Regions from separate parts of the Mus musculus genome. Here all the other regions are linked to region 2. A link is a contact called in ENCODE POLR2A ChIA-PET data. All regions are on one chromosome and are shown on one strand. Each heading gives the region's core, a stretch centred on a gene start or an enhancer-like site at or near the end of the contact. The rest is flanking DNA. Distances are from core to core; before and after follow the strand shown.

Region 1 (3,340 bases), core at 341-2,840, 150 kb after region 2:
GAAGGGAAGAAGAAAGCTGACTACAGCTAGAGCAGGGTGGGAAGAAAAGGTTGGCCCAGTCTGGAGACACGCCCTTTTGGTGACTCTGAAGGCAGCAATTACTGGAGAATTAAAGAGAGTGATTAGCCCTTTCCTGGTAGTGGTAGGAGCCCCTGAAGACCCACGTAATGAACCCATTTTGAGGCAGGAGCTGTTTGGGGAACAGTGCAGTCTCCAGCCTGGGGACTGTCAGATACACAACTAATGGGACACAGAGACATCCCGGACCCCCCAACCTTCTGCAACCAAGATCCTCAGCGCCTATGAAGGTGCTGGCACCAGGCTGCAGGCTGAGCAAATCCCACTTGGTTACAGGGAAAGATACACTCTTTCTTTTTGCTTTTTGAAACATACCGGATCCATCCTCTCCATAGTTGAAAAAAACTAGCAACTACTCCGGCAAGACACTTCCCCAGGTGTTAATTATTAAAGCGATGCCATCCTCCGCCCCGCCCCCCCCCCTTTCAGACAGATGGGACAAGGAACCGCGATGCCCGAACCGTAATGGCCAAACCGCACCAGTTACAGCATCAAATCTGCAAACCTGGAATCCCTTATACTCTCAGCTGGCTGACCGAAACCCCTAACAGAACCCCCAAAACCCCCCAGGATATGGCAGTAGGAAAGCCACCCCCAGCTGTCCCCAGCTTTGCCAAGCTTCCCTGTCTGCCGGGATGCCCTGGACTAGTGTGCACGCGGAAAACTGCACATTTCATGGCTTACAGAAAGAAGGGAGCTGGAAAGCAAAGAGACCAGGGTACAGAAGCGAGGTGGAAAGGCTGCCATTGCAATAGCAGATACGTGTACTATTTATTTTCATTTTTAAAATGCAGATTATATGGTGATTTACAGATTCTGGACATGCGGGGGTCAAGTTTGCAAGGCCATGATGGGTGAGTGTTTGGAGGGGACAGCTCCAAACCAAAGGGAACCAAAATGCAAGCGGCGGGGAGCAGGGACTTGGAGTGGGTTTTTTATTTTTAAGGATTTGGGGTTGTTGAAGGGATGGCTGGACCGGGCCACCCACGCTGTCATCTTTTGTGCCCTGGAAAGGGGACGCGGCGCCCCGCCCCCGCCCCGCCTTTGTCCGGCCCCATCGTCAACCCCCCCCACCCACCCCCAAAAAAACACACCCTCCTTTCCCAGGCACACAATCGTTTTGTCGATCAACAAACAGCAGCTTCGCCCGAACGGACAAAAGCGCGGCGTACTCCGCCGCCCTGAGGAGCCGAGTAGGCCGCAGCCAAAGCCTCGGCCTGGAGTGCGCGCGGCGGCCCAAGGTGCGGCGTGGGGGCAGGCATGGCGGCCGCGCGGCCCCCCAAAGGGGCCTGGAAGCTGCTGAGCGCCGCCACGGATCGCACACTCACTCACCTGGCGCAACGCGCGGCCCGGGCCGCAGACAGCAGGCTGAGCGGCGCGTGCCCGGCCGTCTCGCGTCGCCCCCGCCGGCCCTCACTCGCTCGCCCCGGCCACTGGGCTCCGAGCTTCGCCCGGTCTCTTTGCTCCTTCGATGGTTCGCTCGCTCGCGGCCGAGCCCTCAGCAAGAGCCCGGGGCGGGGAGGCGAAGCTTCAGAGGGGCGGGGCGACGGCTCCTACTCGGCCGCCATTGGGCATTCAGCCCACGCCCGCACGCTGATTGGTGGCGGCTGACAGCTCCACCCCTCCCCTCATCAACACCGAGCGGCCCCGCCCTCCGCGACCTGGGGCGGGAGCAGGCACTCGATTTCTTCCCTTCATTGGTCCAACCCCGAGGACGTGCCGGCACCCACTCACGTGCCTAGTGACCGGCTCAGCTTTCAGTGGGTACGAAGCATGCCCGTCAAGATGCACACAGCCAATCCGGCTGCGGTCGGGTGTAGGATAGCCCCGAGCTCACGCAGATTGACAAGCGCGTTCTCAGACTTTACTGAGACAAACGCGGATTGGTGTTTGGTACCGGTCTCTGGGTGCCGAATGGTTGCGACTGAATGTCAATCGCTGTCTTGCTGCTCCAGACTCCACCCTGTGATCGGGCGGCTGCTGAGTACGTGATTTCCTGCACAACATCAGCTCTGGGTCCGGAGACAGTGGTTCGAAACCCAGTAGTTCTAGATCTAGAGTCAGAATTTGAGCCCAGCTTTGCAAAAGGCCGAACTAGGGTAAGAGGATCTCAAAAGCGTTCCATATTGCCCTCCCCAAACGTTCATGAGTTCCCTAAAACGTGCGCGACTTGGTCCACCCCACCCCCCACCTTGAACTGATAGCTGTACCCATGGAAAGCGTTGCAATAACTCAGTGGAAGAGGATTCAATTATCTACTTCTCAAAATGTCCTAGGTCCTACTCTCTAGCTCAGCGTATTGCAAATTGGAGGCCTGGGCACCCAAATTCCAGCTACAGGTGTCCAAGCCCCTGCTCCACACAATTGTTTCCATCTCTTCATTGTGCGATGTGAAGGGAACAGCATCACCACACCAGTCACCCTGCACTCAAGAGCATTTAGTTAAGGTCTGATATCATCCCCATCAATATGCATTTATAATTTTAAATTTTTATTATTTTGTATATATGTGTGGTATATACCTCTACAGGTCAGAGGGCAACTCTGGAGTTTGTCATCTGGGTTGTTAGGCTTCACTGCAAGCTCTTTTATCCAGAGCCTGCTTTGCAAACTACCATTACGGCTTCTATACTTGAGCAAGCAGAGGTGACAACATTCCTGTTTTATGGGGTAGACTAGAAATCCTTCTACTTTAATATCTAACATCTGGAAAGTACCCTCCTTAGAGCAGGTTCTTTGTGCACCCAAGATATTTGTTCTACCCCCCTAGTCTGTTGCTAATTCACTAACTCTCAAGGTTACACATAAATTATTCCAAGCTAGACGAGTCTTGAATTGTTTCCATTGCTCTTCATTGTGCAATGTAAAGAGAACAGCCATCACCCACGCCAGTCACCATGTACTCAGAATTTGGACTACACCATCATCTTTAGTTACATTGAGCTGGAGGCCAGCCAGGGCAACTACATAAGACCCTGTCTCAGGTGAAACAGCTCAGTAAACTTGCCTTCTAGCCAGATGACTTGTGTGACCCACAGGGTGGAGGAAGAGTCCTTTGTCCTTCGGACCTCCACAGGTGGCACATGTCTACCTGTGCAAGTGCACACATACAAGTACACACACACAAACACACTCCAATGTCTATCAGTCCTGTTAGCACTCAGTGCCTGGAAGCAATTGTTTTCTATCCTTCAGGATGTCTGTACTATTCTGTGCTCAGAAACAGAATCCCATGTGGTCATTGCCACCACATTTTCCAGAG
Region 2 (3,302 bases), core at 61-2,560:
GGGCAGAGTCTCCCCTGAAATCGGGACAGCGGGGCTGGGGGGAGGGGCAGGACTACTGGGGGAGCCAGGGCTGCGGGGCGGGGAAGAAGGGGCTGCTGGGGGGAGAATAGAGCAGCCGGGGAGCGAGGACCACGAATTGGGGGACCTGCGTGTGAGGCGCAGGGGGCTCTTTGACCTTTGGGATTAGGAGCTGGGGTTTGCGAAGAGTGACCAGAGAGGGCAATTTTGTCTGAGGTCGCACAGCACGACAGTGATGTCAGGGTCGCCCCATCTTGATCTCCGGGGCCATGTGTGGCTTCCCTGTTTTTCTTACATATAAAAAAAAAAATAGCGCCTTGTCTCTGACGCCCCGAGGTGTCGTGTCATCTTCCATGCGTTCAGGCGACAGGCGACTCCGCTTTAATTTAGTCTTTTCTTCTTCCTTCTGCCCTGCCCCGCCCCCTCCACTCCGCCTGGCGGAGCTGCGGCGCATTTCTCCGTGGGACCTGTAGTTGAGAGGGCTTCTATGGTCCGTGCCCTGCACTCAGTCTTTACCCGCTTCCTTGGAGCTGACTCAAGCCCCTCCCCCCTTTTGGGAGATCCCTTTTGCTTTAGGGTGACCTCACTGTTCCCCCGGTGCTCTGCTGTGCCACCCCTGCTGCGTTTCCAGACTACGCTGTCTCAGCTCGCTGCCACCTTATCTGTCCCAGGCTGCCCAGGGGGAAGCCACTCCGTGACCTCGCGCGGGCGGGATCGGATGTCGCCTCCGTGGGGTTGTTTCCCTGTGCGCCCCACGCCTGTGGGTGTTTAATCGAATTCAGCTGATAATTAACCCCTTGATTAGCAAATAAAAGGATGTGCGGTGTGGTGGCCCGTGCTTACACCAGACGGAGGCCCAGAGAGGATCCCCGTGTTCCCGTCACGCAGCACGAGAGTGATACTCTGGGAATTAGAGAAGGGACCGTGCAAAGGTTCAAATCCCATGTCTGCGGCTTGCTGGCTGTGGTCTAGGGACAGCTCGACTTCTCTGTGCTGTTGTGTTTTCCCCACCTCTGTGAATAAAAGAGACAGTACCCACCCCGGGGTTTATCGGGAATGTATACATTGGGCGCTCAGCGGTTAGGACCACGGGGTGTCCTGCTGCCTTGAGGTTTGTTACTGAGTTTTGCATGAGAGTTCTTGTTGAGTCTGGCATCCCCCAGCCTCATCTCCAGCCCCTCCAGAGCAGTGGATGACTCAGCGCTGCAAACTGGGGCGTTCCCCGCCGCTGGCTGCCTAACCAGGCTGCCCCACTTTTGCGGGGCGGTTAGGGGCCCAAGGTGGGCGGGAATGACCTCCGCGGGGCTCTGGGATTCCCAGAGTTCTGGAAGGACGGCTTGCCTACAGCTCCTTAGATGGGAGGCTCAGAGGTGTGAGGCTAGCCCGGACTATCACATCCAGAAAGGGGGGTCAACAAAAGGGCTCAGCGGGTAAGCGCTTGTGGCCACACGCTGGAAGCCACAGTCGCTAAAATGGATAAAATAAAAAGTTGATTTTAAAAAGTTCAAAGAGGAAACACTCAGCCATTTTCCCAGAATTCTCCAGTGTTAGAAGGGACAGCAGATCTGAGGAAAGGGTCTGGGAGGGATGGCCCAGAGAGGGAGAGGATGTCCCTGAGGCTACACCAAGCAGTGTGGAGTCAGCTGGCCCAGTGCAGTAGAGGAGGCTTGGAACCTACCAGTAGTTAAAAGGGGGAAACTGAGTCAGGAAGCCACAGAAAGAGCAGCTTCTCAGTGGTCGATGTCATTCCAGTACCCAGGAGGTTGAGGCAGGAGGATCAGGAGTTCAAGGTCATCCTGGGCTACATGGGGGGGGGGGGGCTGCAGTTGAGGCTAGCCTGAGCTACATGTCATCTATGTCACCAGTACTCAATTTGTGTCACATGTCACCCCCCCCCCCATTGGCATGAAATTGGGCATTTTACTCCAGTCCCCTGGTCTCTAGCTTCCAGAGGACCTAATGGAGCGAACAAAAACTCTGAAGTCTGGAGGTGGCCCCCCTCCTCAGCACGGCCCTCCACAAGCCAGGACACATCTACACAGGAGTCATGCCTGTCCCCAAGTTTCCCCAGCTGTCAGTGTGTTGTGTCTACATTATCCCAGGGATCCTTCAATGACTGGGGGACAGCTGGTGACAAGTGGTTGGGGGTGCCAGGAGCCTGGGCTACCGTGTCCTTCACATTCCGGTGAGCCCTGGTACAGGCACCAAGGCCACAGAGAGATAAGGCCCTGCACAGAGAAGGTTAGCGACTTTTCCATGGACACACAGATGGCAAAACCATCAACCCTGTGTCCGAGGATCAGCTCTCAGGGAGCCATGGGCACCAGGGTTCCAGAGCCCCTTGAGTGGAGCCTGTGTCTTGCAGGTGGAGAAACTGATGCACAAGGAAGGGGAGAGTATTGGAAGGCTGGGGCCTTTGAGTCCTGCACAAAGTGGTTTTCGGCGATTCCATGCAGCCCGCAGAGTCCTCTTTCCTCTTTGGACAAGAGCCCAGTAGTTGGATTTTGTTCCCTCTAGCTGTGTGATCTTGGGACAGTTGCTAAGTGTCTCTGGTCAGTATGCTTTTCCAGCAGCTGGGATTCCCAGGGCATCTTCCACATCTCCCTGGCCATGCGGCCTCATGACCTTTTCCGAGCGAGGGGTGTAAGTCTGGGCTGTCATCGTCCTGGTGCCCTTCTGGCCTTGGCCAAGGGCCATGAAAGCAGGTGCAGGGGTATTGCTGTGCGGCCTTAGGTGCTCATGTGACTTCTCTCAGCTGCACTCGGTGGCATCTGGCCCAGAGTGGAGCTATCCAGTGCCTGAGGGGTCAACATTGAGGTGCTGCCCTGTGACCTGGTGACCTCGTGACCCTATGACCAGAGCGCTGGGAATGGGGGAGGGGCCATAGCGCACCCAATCTACGAGCTCCAGGTTCAGGTGGGGCTCTGGGAGTCACATGAACAAGGCTCCAGATTCAAGGCCCTGGAATGTTTTATGGACTGCAGCCTCAGTTTCTCCAGTAGGAGGAAGAAGAGATGGCACCGGGGTTCTGTGACATCAGGCAGCATGGGGAAACTCCCACCCCTCACGTGTTCCCACCCCTTCCTGTTTCCCTTAGCGCCCCCCACCCGGCCCGTCTTCCATGTCCCCCTTTCATCTTCCTCCCGTGTTCTTCCTGTGTCCCTCCTTCAGTGTTCCCCCTCCCGTGTTCCCCCCTCCCGTGTCCCCTCTCCACTGTCCTCACCTCTCCCGCGTCCCCTCTCCCGTGTCCCTCCTCCGGCGTCCCCCCTCCCGTGGCCCCTCTC
Region 3 (3,377 bases), core at 353-2,852, 240 kb before region 2:
ACACACAAGACATACAGGTAACACACCAATGAGCGTAAGACAAAACTAAATCACTTTAAATCATTTAAAAATAAGAGCAAATTAATAGGTTCCGTGGTGGCGGAAAATAGAAACAAAACAAAACAAAACAAAAATAACAAAAACATCTTCCAGAGGCTAGATTGGGGTGTAGCCCTGTCATCCCAGCACTCGGGCAGCTGAGGCAGGAGGATCATGCAGGCCAGACTGGAGACAGGAGAATCAAGACCTCAAGGCCATCCTCCGCTACACAGAGGGTTTGCAGTCTTGCCAAGGCAACCCTAGAACTTGTCTTCAAAAACTCCGATGACCCGATCACCCCTTAACCCTAAAAACTCCTGACGACGCTGAAATGACCTTCACATTTTCTCCAGCTTTTGCTCCCTGATATTGACCTACGACCTCTGAAGCCCCTAGGCACTGACGAGTCTACGCCCCTCAAAAGTCTCAACCTCTTCCGCCTTTACAGCCATTGCGCCCCGGCGCCCCAGGGACCTCCGCGCGCCCTCTGACCTTTGCTTCCAGACCTCCGCCCTCCGCCCGCCCACCGGCCCGCGCTCACCGCAAATGCCGCCTAAGGCCGTGGTGATGTAGGTCTTGCGATGACACTGGGTGCCGTCGGGGACCTCATGGTAAGATTCAAAGAACCGCTTCACCATCGCCATACCTAGCTGGGCTTGCTCGGCCGACCCTAAAGCGTCTGGGCGAACTCAAGGGTAGCCGGCTAGGTCAACTCTCGCGAGGTTTCCAGCGCGCAACTTTATTGAACGCCTTGGACGCAGACAAGGCGTGCGCGCATGCGCGCAGTGCAGGTTTGTACCGAGGTCTTATTAATCCCGTAGCAAGATCTGTGTCGTGCTCGGTCCACAAGTGAATCTGGACAGAGACGCCCGTGACGTCAGGAAAGGTAAACTGAGGCCATGAAGAAAAACGCCTCCAGCCCTAGCGAAGACGAGGTTTCTAGTACGGAGAATGTTGATAGTGCATCCAAGGATGGGATTGACAGGTCGCAGGACAGCCATTACACTGTCAGGCAGGTCAGCGATCGAAACTAACAGAAGGTAGGACAATCGCAGGGCAGATATTACAGCGCGAGGCTAGTGATACCCTAGTTAGCCGGAGCTGCACGGACGCGGCGGGACACAGCGCAAAAGCGGTTGGCTCGTCAGGGATCCGGACTGTGTAGGGGTGTGGTTTCATGCCCATCTCAATCAGGACCGCGTGTAACTATTTGGGGGCGTGGCCAGGCTGGGGGCAAGGGGACCAATCGTGAGGATTTAGCGTGAGGATTATAATTGACGGAGACCAGGCCCACTCTGCTTTGGTTTTAAGTCCTCGCTGCACTCGCAGGCACAGCCACACTCAGGAGCTGGTCCTGAAAGGGACGTGAACATTGGCTACGGGGCGTGGCCGCACTTAGTCCTGCCCCTGGTAGAAACGTGGCCAATAGTGAGAGCCCAAGAGGAAGCACACGCCTTCCTCCGGGGGGCGTGTCTTTCTTGACGTCACTTCGAAGTTGGGCGGGGCCTCTTGAGAAGGTTTAAATTAATGCAGCGGCAGCCTGGCAGCTGCATGTGAGGGAGGGGGTGGGGGGTGGGGGTCGGGCTCAGGGGCGGGGCTTCTTGCGTTGTGGGCGTGACCCGACAGGGCGGGGTGGGGCCTGCACGGCAGCCGGGGGCCATGTCTGCGCCGCCACCTCTGCAGATCCGGGAGGCGAACGCGCACCTGGCCGCCGTGCACCGACGCGCAGCGGAGCTGGAGAGGCGGCTGCTGGCGGCTGAGCGCACGATTGGTGCGCAGGCCGAGCGCCTGGCCTGCCACGACCAGCACCTGCGCGCCGCCCTGGATGAGCTGGGTCGCGCCAAGGACCGGTGAGGCCCTGGAGGAGGCCCGGCGGACATCCCAAAGGAGGCGGGTGGAAAGGGCTGGGAACCGAGAGCAAAAATTTCCGGAGCACTAAATGCCCGGCATCACAGCACTAGGAGGGCTGAGACTGGAGGATCAGGAGTTCGGGCCATCCTCGACTACATGGGGACTTTAGAGTATAGCCTGGGTTACTTGAGAGCATTTCAAACTGTTAAAATGAAGCCAGCTGTCCCACCCACAAGGCCGAGTCTGCCGGTAGGTGCAAGAGTATTGTGTCTGATGATCGAAGGAAGCTGCTGGGTAGGGGCCCACATCGGTAGACAAAGGCACAGAACACCCCTATATAGAATAGTCAGATCTGTGACAACCATTTGTGACCATGCGGAAGTCCTACCGAAGGACACACAAAACTGGCACTGTTTTGTTTTTTGAGAGAAGGCTGGCCTTAAAGGCACTATGTAGCTTTCAACCCCTGATCCTTCTGCCTCCATCTCTCGAGTGCTGGGATGACAGAGCGCCAGGCCTGCTGTGGGGCTGAGGGTGCTTTACCAATGACATCAATGGCTCTGTGTATAAAGACACTCGCCACTAAGAATGACAAAGAATTTGATCCCATGGGGCAGGAGGAGCGAACCAACTCTTGAAAATTGTACCTTGACTTCCACATGTTTGCTGTCACATGTGTGCGCCTATGCACATAAACAAGCACACAAAGAAGTAGTGCAGGAGGAGACATAGGGAGTCTCAGAGGATTCTGGAGCAGGTAGATGCCCCCACCCCCACCCCCTGTAGGTAACTACCTTATTTGGTCCTCTTACCAGGGAGATATCTGCCCTCCAAGAGCAGCTGCTGAGCTCTGAGGCCACAGTTCGCAGCCTGCAGGCCGCAGTGGACCAGAGGGACCAGATGATCCAGCAGCTACAGCCTCGGGCTGACCTGCTGCAGGACATCACTCGCCACCGACCACCCCTGGCCGCACTGTTGGCCACCCTGGAGGAGGCAGAGGAACTGGGCCCCTTGCCGGCCAGCCACAGCCATAGGGCCCAGCTACTTCCTGATGGGCCTGGCCCACCCCTGGGCAACAACATGGGAAAGGAGGAGGGCCAGGACGACCAGGACGACCAGCAGCCTGCTGTGTTTGGGACCACGGTGTGAGCTGTCCTGACAGATCTCAGAATCTGTGGTCACGGCCCCATGGGGATTCCACTCTTAGAGTCCTGGACATCACCTAGAGGGGTCTTGAGACATTACCCGGATCCCATCTAAACATCACAACAAGTGAAAACTCAAGATCTCATTTAAACCCCCCCCCCCCCCCCAGTGCTGGAGTATCTGCTACATTCCACTGGTTTTAAATAGTTTCAAAAACAAATGAAGGTAAGGGTGGTAACTCTGGGAGGAGCATTCTCCACCAGGCATACACAAAGCCCAAGCCAGACAGGCACCCCAGCATCAGTGAGATGGTGGGGACTGACCCTGAAACCTCGGTGTTT
Region 4 (3,623 bases), core at 242-2,741, 170 kb after region 2:
CAAAACACTCTGGGTGATCCAAGAACATCCATCCACCACGCTTCCAATGAGGGAAGAGGGAAAAAATGTCCATGGCGGGATAAAGACCCTGGTCGGGCTGAAAAGTGCCAGCAGCTACTCATTCATTCATTCATTCATTCATTCATTCATTCATTCCACGTAGTCTTAAGTCCCAGTAACTGGAACTCGCCAACTCCGAAGCGGACTGGAACCTCTCAAGTCCCAGGAGGGAGAACTCGGTCACAGAAGGCAGGGGCCCCCGCGCACGCACACACACACACACACACACACACACCACTCAGGACTCCCCCAAAGTTCCAGACCCGTGCCTCCCGCGCGCGTACTTAGAGCAAGACACCCCCCCGCCGTGGCCATGGCAACCGGCAGTCCGGGCCGGGCCACCCGTTAGCGCGCGCTTGTGGCCACAAACTCACCTGAACCCCACCCACAGCTGGCTGCCCTAACTTCCCCTCGGGACACAGACCCTGGCCTCCCGGAAAGGCGCTTTAAAGACCCGGGAGGCACAGAGCCCACGCCCACATCCGCCGCCGCCGCCCAGGCCAGACCCCTGGAGCCCCGCCGTTTAAGTTCCGCCCTTCCCGGAGAGCTCGCTGCTGATTGGCTCCTCCCGGGCTACGTGCCCCGCCCTCCTCGCATGCGATTGGCCTAGATGACCTCGGAGACGCCTGGGCGCGCGAAACCCGACTCGGGCGCGACAATTGAATCTCGGGGAGTGTCCGCTCTTAGGCGTGGAGCCGCGTGCACTTCCCCGCCGGACCCCACGCGTTTCCCGCGAACTTTAGCGGCACCCAGGAGAGTGAAAAACCAGGTGCAGCGTGGAGGATTCCTCTCAAGTTGCCCCTCAACGGATGCAGAAGCACGCATGCGCAGTGGCTGTGCAATGCCCCGAGCCACGCGCGGGAAACTTATGCCAAGTTTTCGGGTCTAACCGTGTGCACAGGGCCGGAGAGGGAGGCTCAGCGTGGAGGACACAACTCGGATTCCTCTTACAAGAGGTGTGGAACCCACGCGTGGGCAATGGCCCTCTGCAGATCTCACCCCACGCGCGGGAAAGTTTTGCAAAGCTCCCCCCCACGACCCGGGCCGTCAACGTAGTGCGCCTGACCAGTAAGAGGGCTAAGCGTAGAAGACACCCATCGGATCCCCTGAAGCAAGCCCCCGCAGCCTTGTGTGAGAAGGGTTCCTTTCAGTTTTGCGTGGTGCCCCGCGTGCCACTGTGTGCATAGAACGCGCTCTTCCACTCACCTCTCTCACGGCGGCGATCCGCACTCTCCTCTCCCTTGGAACGCCTGGTTCTAGGCTAGGGCTCTGCGGCTGGGTGACCCAGAAGGGAGCCGCGTGAGTGGCTGAAGACCCAAGTGAGCACTAGAGCGCGGGTTCCTTCCAGCTGCTAGGACTTTTTTTCCCGCGAAAACTCAGGGCGTTTTTATTAGTGTGCACAGGCTGCTGCGGGAGACTTCCACCCCAATTGGGTGGGGAGGGCTCTTGATTCCTGATTGGCTGGCGCTGTGGCGGGAAGCGAGAAAGCAAGTGGGGCGTCCGCATGACTAAGGATCTACCCCACCCCCGGCTCCGCCCAACGGGCCATGGACTTTCCCTGCCGGCTATGCTCACTTTACCAAGAAGGCCCAGTTCCCCCACCATGTAAACCTCATAGCATTCCTGGGAGAGGAGAAAGGGACACCACCACCACCCCGAGACTTCTGACCACACTACATGTCTATTCCTTCTGAGCTGGACAAACTTTGACCTCTTAATCTAAGCAACCCTGAATCTATATTCATATCCCCTAGGGGAACTTGAGGGGTGCCTCCCCACCAGATACCCTGCACCCCATGTCAGGTCTGAGCTCATTGAGTAACAGAACACTACAGATGGTCTCTCATGCTACCCATCCGCAGGGCTTCTTTTCCTGCCTGGTTTCCCCACCCCCACCCTGCCGGTCAGCAAGCTGTCCAGGCGTGCAGGGCCTCCCTGCCCCCTCCACCCCGGCGGCCTGCTCTGTTCTAACCATTCTTGGCGGACACTTGGCGCGCGCTGGGCATCTGTGCAATAACTAGTGGATAGAGAAACCAGAGTTAGGGGGCCCAACTGCTTGTGAGGCACACCCTCCCCTCCAGCATTTGCCATCTCTGGGAAAGCAAATCCTGACCTAGAAAACAGTGGAGAAGAAAATAATGAACATAGAGGACAATTCCAGGTACATCCACAAGTCATGAGGTCAGAAGTGACCAGTGGCCACGTGGGGGCTGGGACAGAGGCACTTCCGGCTGAGGAAGCCAAGGACACATGAGGTATAAAGAAGGCTTAGAGGGGAAGGCAGGAGGAGGCACCTGGACTGGAACAAGTAAGGCATCAGAGGCCGAGTGAAGGACGTTGGTTTTAAAGGTCCTTAGCAGAAAGACTTCCAATTTTTGTTTAACTGTGTTTGTTTTTTAAAAGAGTCTCACATAGCCCAGGCTAGCCTTCAACTTGCTCTGTAGCTGAAGATGACTTAGAACTCCAGAGCCTCTTGCCTCCATCTTGCTAGTTCTGGGCTAACAGGTATTGCACTAACCCCAGACCATTTGTGGGGCTCGGTAGAAGTTGTCCCTCCAAAGATGTTTCAAGTATCTTTCCGTGAGCCCCAAAGGTCTCCAGGCCCTCACCTCTCACCTCCAAGAGCTGGGAAAACAGGGATTTCTAATGGTAAGGAAAGATTTCCCAGATGGTCATTAGCCTCCTGACACCCTCCTGGCACTCAGGCACTTGGAAAGTAAAGCCAGGAGGATCAGGGGTCGAAATCCATCCCTAGCATGGGCTACAAAGACCATCTCAAAAAAATGCATGTAACAAAGATAATTAACATTAAAGGTCAAGGCGAGGGGCTGGAGAGATGGCTCAGCAGTTAAGAGCACTGGCTCCTCTTCCAAAGGTCATGAGTTCAATTCCCAGCAACCACATGGTGGCTCACAACCATCTGTAATTGGGTCTAATGCCCTCTTCTGGTGTATCTGAAGACAGCAACAGTATACTCATATAAACATAAAATAAATATTAAAAAAAAAAGTCAGTGGGGCTGGTGAGATGGCTCAGTGGGTAAGAGCACCCGACTGCTCTTCCGAAGGTCAGGAGTTCAAATCCCAGCAACCACATGGTGGCTCACAACCATCCGATCACGAGATCTGACTCCCTCTTCTGGAGTGTCTGAAGACAACTACATAGTGTACTTACATATAATAAATAAATAAATCTTAAAAAAAAAAAAAAAAAAAAAGTCAGGGTGAGCCTGGCATTGGTGGCGCACACCTTTAATCCCAGCACTTGGGAGGCAGAGGCAGGCAGATTTCTGAGTTTGAGGCCAGCCTGGTCTACAGAATGAGTTCCAGGACAGTCAGGACTACACAGAGAAACCCTGTCTCAAAAAAGAAAAAAAAAAAAAAAAAAAAAAAAAAAGCTTCACTGGTAAAGGTGCTTGCAACCAAGACTGAAAACCTGGCTCAATCACCGGGCATGACACACACAGTGGAAGAAAACTGACTTCTATGAGCTCCAACTTTCATGTGCATGTGGCCGCACACACAATAAACAAGGTGACGTGATGTCACTGTTTATGAAAACAA

What was found. ChIA-PET counts read pairs that join two places held with the same protein, here RNA polymerase II (POLR2A).
Region 1: POLR2A ChIA-PET joins it to region 2 with 28 read pairs in embryonic stem cell. The contact joins the promoter of Kdm4b here to the enhancer-like site in region 2. POLR2A ChIA-PET finds 5 or more read pairs at or near these places in 4 of 5 experiments (Patski and embryonic stem cell).
Region 3: POLR2A ChIA-PET joins it to region 2 with 18 read pairs in embryonic stem cell. The contact joins the promoter of Vmac here to the enhancer-like site in region 2. POLR2A ChIA-PET finds 5 or more read pairs at or near these places in 3 of 5 experiments (Patski and embryonic stem cell).
Region 4: POLR2A ChIA-PET joins it to region 2 with 22 read pairs in embryonic stem cell. The contact joins the promoter of Uhrf1 here to the enhancer-like site in region 2. POLR2A ChIA-PET finds 5 or more read pairs at or near these places in 4 of 5 experiments (Patski and embryonic stem cell).

Annotation. Positions count from the first base shown.
Region 1 is chr17:56,324,300-56,327,639 of GRCm38, reverse strand. It overlaps Kdm4b (lysine (K)-specific demethylase 4B), which reads right to left and starts at 1,590. Exons shown (of 23, transcript NM_172132.3): 1 at 1,411-1,590.
Region 2 is chr17:56,470,224-56,473,525 of GRCm38, reverse strand. The region is part of intron 1 of Ptprs (protein tyrosine phosphatase, receptor type, S); the gene reads left to right. Gm32822 (a long non-coding RNA gene) reads right to left here. Exons shown (of 4, transcript XR_385656.4): 1 at 1-3,302. Among named protein-coding and RNA genes, the nearest start is that of Gm32822, 2.4 kb to the right of the region's middle. Within about 2 kb of position 1,310, at least 1 of the 3 ENCODE cell types and tissues checked has a DNase peak (open chromatin) inside an H3K27ac peak, as active enhancers do.
Region 3 is chr17:56,715,146-56,718,522 of GRCm38, reverse strand. Vmac (vimentin-type intermediate filament associated coiled-coil protein) reads left to right here and starts at 1,602. Exons shown (of 2, transcript NM_178926.3): 1 at 1,602-1,889; 2 at 2,706-3,377. The coding sequence starts at 1,699. The coding sequence ends at 3,039. Ndufa11 (NADH:ubiquinone oxidoreductase subunit A11) reads right to left here and starts at 761. Exons shown (of 4, transcript NM_027244.1): 1 at 581-761. The coding sequence starts at 683.
Region 4 is chr17:56,301,205-56,304,827 of GRCm38, reverse strand. Uhrf1 (ubiquitin-like, containing PHD and RING finger domains, 1) reads right to left here and starts at 1,491. Exons shown (of 17, transcript NM_010931.3): 1 at 1,267-1,491.